2 separate regions of the Mus musculus genome follow, and region 1 is linked to region 2. A link is a loop called in an ENCODE intact Hi-C map of the cell type or tissue named here. Cell type or tissue: heart. All regions are shown on one strand.

Region 1 (2,500 bases), 58 kb before region 2:
CCAGGGGACCTGAGGTCATTTCCCAGCACACACAAGGCAGGTCATAACTTTGTGTAACTCAAGTTATAGGGACTTCAGTCCCCTCTGTTGGCCTTACCACTAGGCATAAACACACGCAGCACACACACATACATATGTGCAAACAAAACATTCATACACATAAAATAAGATTTTAGAATCTCTTCTAAAAAATTAAAAATAATTTTTAAAAAAATTAGTTATCAAAGAATATTAAAGGTAATTGTTTCCTGAGTTCTAAATCTGTAATGATTTTATTGTTTTGGTGGTTGATAATTGCATAAAATATATTTGATGATAAAATAAATATATACTAGATAGTAAAAGTATAAAATCCAATATGGAGCTACACAGCTTCGGAATGACTATGCTAAAAGTACAAAAGTACATTGGGCTGTTTAGTCTTTGGGGTCAGATTAATTTTGGTTTTTGTTGTTGTTTGCAACATTTTATAATAAAGTTCATTTAAAAGAACAAAAACCCTAATTTTGTAAAGAAAATTCTTCTAGAATTACATACACAGCTATTGCACAAATATATTTTCAGTGTTCCTAGACTGACTTGGCATTAGAAGTGTATCTTTTTTGTTTTGTTCTTGTTTTTTCGAGACAGGGTTTCTCTGTGTAGCCCTGGCTGTCCTGGAACTCACTCTGTAGACCAGGTTGGCTTCGAACTCAGAAATCCGCCTGCCTCTGCCTCCCGAGTTCTGGGATTAAAGGCGTGCGCTACCACGCCGGGCAGAAGTGTATCTTGTTGCCAAAGGGTTTGGGTTTTTGTTCAGAGCTGCCGACATGAAAGAACATCTCAAATTCTTTCAGCCCAAGGGCTGGCGTGTGCTCCTGCTGACGAGAATTGGCTGTCTGCAGCCACCGTCTCCTTCAGGAGGTCTCATCCAATCAGAACTGCGCAGGAAGGGGCGGGCCTGAGGAGCGCGCAGTGTGCTTTCTGCTGAACCTTCTTGCTGGTTTCAGCATGGAGGAAATTTATGCTAAGTTCGTGTCTCAGAAAATTAGCAAAACCCGCTGGCGGCCAGTGCCTTCCGGGAGCCTGCAGACCACAGAGACCTTTGCCACGGGCTCTTGGGACAATGAGGTACCGGGTTTGGGCGGGCCCCGGCTGCTCTGCTCCACGCCCCCCGCGCTGGCGCGCGAAAGCGGGCTTGCTGGTCTGGTTTAGCTGCCCGCTACTTGAGAGCCCTGGTGGTGTGTCTGAGCCTGGGATCTGGTTTTAAACCCTCACCAAGTCTGTAGTCATACCGTCCAAACTTGGCCATATCTCTGATCTTTTCAACTCTTAACCATATCGTTTGTCTGAGATGCTATTGAAGCAAGGTCGCCCGAAAGGCAATCTGAATCTGACTTTCCTAGAGTTGATGTTTTCGTCACCTCAAGCTAAAACTGTCTGCTTTGCAGGAAAATTGCGTTTCACTGTGGTCTATTGGAGATTTTGGAAACTTGGATTCTGACGGAGGGTTTGAAGGAGACCATCAGTTACTGTGCGATATTAGACATCATGGGGATGTCATGGATTTACAGGTAAATCTGATTGTCTGCCAAAGCTAATTTAGGAAATTTGAGACTATTTAGAGGTAACAAGGCACCTTATAGTTTGTCTACCCTTACCCCTGATTTACAGCACTAATCTCTATGAATTTAAATTTGCCATGCCATCATATTAGGCACTTAGTCTCAGAAGTGGGGCTGGGAAATGGAATTCAGGTAAATCAGTTTGAAAATGAATTGCCCAAACCGGGCATGGTGGTACAAGCCTCTAATTCCAGTTCTTGGGATGCAGAGGCAGGAGGGATCTCAAAGCTAGTCAGGGCTACATATACATAGCAAGACCTTATCTTAAATAACAATATTTGTCCATCTATGTGCCAAACGATGTTTGGTAAGTTTTATACAGGTATGTTAATTTAGACTACATGTCTGTGAGTCAGGTTTATCATTTCATGTTGGGATGAAGATAATCTCAGCACTTATGAGAGCTAGGCAAGAACTCTCTGCTTTGAGTGTCTGTATCCCCACCCTCAAGTAAGACTCACTGCTTCGCTGATCAGATGGATGGACAGGGTCTTTTGAACATACATGGTAAATATCGTGTGGGATTATTCTTATGTCATTCTTTAACAACTTGGTAGAAATTAGCGTTTATATTAGTCCCAGCTACTTAGGAAACTGAGACAACAGGAGGTCAAGATGAGTTTGGGCATCAGAGACAAACCCACACACACATAAGCACACCCCAATCCAAAAAAAAAAAATCGTGCTGGGCGGGGTGGCGCAGGCCTTTAATCCCAGCACTTGGGAGGCAGAGGCAGGATTTCTGAGTTCAAGGCCAGCCTGGTCTACAGAGTGAGTTCCAGGACAGCCAGGGCTATACAGTGAAACCCTTTCTCAAAAAACCAAAAAAAAAAAAAGTATGGGGGCTGGTGAGATGGCTCAGTGGGTAAGAGCACCTGACTGTTCTTCCGAAGGTC
Region 2 (2,500 bases):
TATACATATAATAAATAATTCTTAAAAGAAAAGAAAATATCCAAGGAAAAAACAACAACAAAACATCACTGAGGTATAATTTACATAAACTCAAATTACAACTTTCATTTCATGTGTAAAACTGTACACCTGGGAAGACATCTCCACTACAGAACATCATTCCCAACTCCTAACTAACTCCCACCCGGATACTTCTGATTAGTTACTACAGATTCATCCTGTAGGTTCTAGGATTTCCTATATATTTAAGTATACCATATACATTCATTTTGCACCTTTGAGAAGCTTTTAAATTATAATCCGGTTTTATAAATTAACAGGCCTTTGCATTTGTATAGATTATAAATCCATCTCTTGGAGTAATTGATCTATATCTCTCTAAGTGGTCTTTTTTATTCTTGCTGATGTGCTGATTATAGTTTTCTGTGCTCTGTGACACTAACGTTCACATCTACTAGAGCAGAAAATATATTTTCTATTTTTGGTGAAAAATTTAGAAGACTTTAAACCCTGTAAAACATTATTTCATATATGCAGTGGCTTGCCTGCATGCATGTATGTGTACCAGTTTGTGCCCTGTGTTTTGTGATATAGGAAGAGGGTGATGGATCACCTGGAATTGGAAATAAAATCTCACCCCTTAGCATGTCTTGAGAGTATTCGCGTTACCCTGACACATGGGTCCCAGGCTTCATAATCCTAAGTACCGGGCTCTAAAGCAAGATTTGTCATAAACGAATTGCTTGAGCACTGACACTCACCTGTAAGAGAGCCCCTGACCTCCTAACCTCAGAGCAGCTTAGTGTAAATCTCCTGCTAAGGCAGAGTGAAGAAGCCCTGGGAAGAGATAATGGTCCACAGAGTAAGTACTGAAGTAGGCGGGGTATTGCCAAGTCCTTCGCCCCGCCTACTTTCCTTCCCCACGCCTACTCCCATTTCCTAGCCGCGGCGCACAGTGCGCAGAAGCACCCCGAGCTCGGCCACGCCCCTCCGCAGGTTCCGCCTGCGCGCGCACGCCCGTAGAGCACGCACTTCCGGGGCGTGTCCCCGCCGGTGCGGGAACTATCCTTTTAAGAGGGGCTTTCCCGGTTTCATTTCAACTTGGTCCCGACCCGGAGCTGCGGCGGGTAGCCTGGGCTGCGCTAGGTGAGTGCTCGGGCCTCCAGGCTCCCTGTTCCGCCCCCGCGACACCCGACCAGGGAACGCGTTCGAAGCTTTCACGCCCCCATCCCGAAACTTCCGCCTTGTAAAATCCCCAGAGCCTGGAGGTTGGGGTTCAGCTTCTTTTCGTACAGTTTGTTAGGTTGGAGTTGTACTGCTTTCTGGTGGCTTACTTCTTTCTGTTGTTTCTCCTTTGTGTTGGCCTTTGTTTTTAGTTTTAGATTTATTGCTATTGTTGAGTATGGTGTAGATGTGGGCGCGTGAGTGGAGGTCAGAGGACAACTCTCTGGGGTCGCTTCCCTCCATCCGCCTTTACGAGGGTCCCAGAGTTGAACTCGGGTAGCCCGGCATGCTGGGCAAATGCCTCTACCTGCTGAGCCCCCTCACCGGCGTTTGTTGTTTTGTTTTTGTTGCTTTTAAAGGTGATAATATTGACGTTCTTTCTCTCTCTCCCTGGCTGTTCTGGATCTCGCTCTGTAGACCCGACTAGCCTTCCTTTACCTCCTGGCGCTGGGATTAAAGGTGTGTGCAACCACGCCACTCTTGGGGTTAGTTTCTTAATCTGAGAGCCTAGTGTTCTCATGAAAGCTTTTGGCTTTTTTGATTTGGCGCTGTGGAGAAAATTTATCCCAGGAAGCATTTGTTTCATTCAGTATGTGGGTTCAGTGGCATACAAACGAAAACTTGTCTTTCTTTCTTTCCTTTCCTTTCTTCTTTCTCTTTTTTCTCTTCTCTTTTCTTCTCCCTCTCTTCTCCCTCTCTTCTCCCTCTCCTCTCCCTCTCCTCTCTCCCTCCCCCTCCCCTCCCCCTCCTCTCCTCTTTCTTTTCTTTCCTTTCCTCTCTTTCTCTTTCTCTTTCTTCTCTTTCTCTTTCTCTCTCTCTCTCTCTCTCTCTCTCTCTCTCTCTCTCTCTCTCTCTCTTTCTCTTTCTCTTTCTCTTTCTCTTTCTCTTTCTCTTTCTCTTCTTCTCTCTCCTCTCCCTCTCCTCTTTCTTCAGTGTCTCTTGTAGCCAGAGCTGGTCCTTAACTCCGGATCCTTTTGCCTCTGCCTTGTACTGCGTGTAGGCTAGGCTTGTAACTGTTGCCAGCCCTTATTTGTTTATTTATTTATAGACAGTGTCCTTTGTAGCCTAAACTGGCCTGAACTTCTGAAACTCTTGCTTCTGCCTGGTACTGGGATTACAGGCGGCTACACTTCCCCCAGTTCAAGCTTTTATTTAGTAATCATTAGTACTTTTTATGTAATTAGCTCCCAAGAGAACAGTGATGCCTGCCTGCCTTTCTTTTCTCTTTTCTTTTCTTTTCTTTTCTTTTCTTTTCTTTTCTTTTCTTTTCTTTCTT

What was found. A loop is a pair of places that touch in the nucleus more often than their neighbours do. Peaks named below come from ENCODE experiments on the same cell type or tissue, not always from the same donor. Only the 100,000 strongest peaks of a DNase experiment are listed, where the experiment ranks them.
Region 1: it touches region 2 in a loop (5-fold over the local background); 2 of 42 quality-filtered maps call a loop at or near these places.

The regions. Positions count from the first base shown.
Region 1 is chr10:7,666,572-7,669,071 of GRCm38, forward strand. It overlaps Nup43 (nucleoporin 43), which reads left to right and starts at 933. Exons shown (of 8, transcript NM_145706.2): 1 at 933-1,110; 2 at 1,431-1,553. The coding sequence starts at 991. It also overlaps a transcript of Pcmt1 not described here. In heart, a CTCF peak has its summit at 1,020; a DNase peak (open chromatin) is centred at 930; H3K4me3 peaks cover 1,594 bases; H3K27ac peaks cover 981 bases.
Region 2 is chr10:7,724,978-7,727,477 of GRCm38, forward strand. Katna1 (katanin p60 (ATPase-containing) subunit A1) reads left to right here and starts at 1,023. Exons shown (of 11, transcript NM_011835.2): 1 at 1,023-1,146. In heart, no CTCF peak of the experiment used is centred here; a DNase peak (open chromatin) is centred at 984; H3K4me3 peaks cover 1,909 bases; H3K27ac peaks cover 842 bases.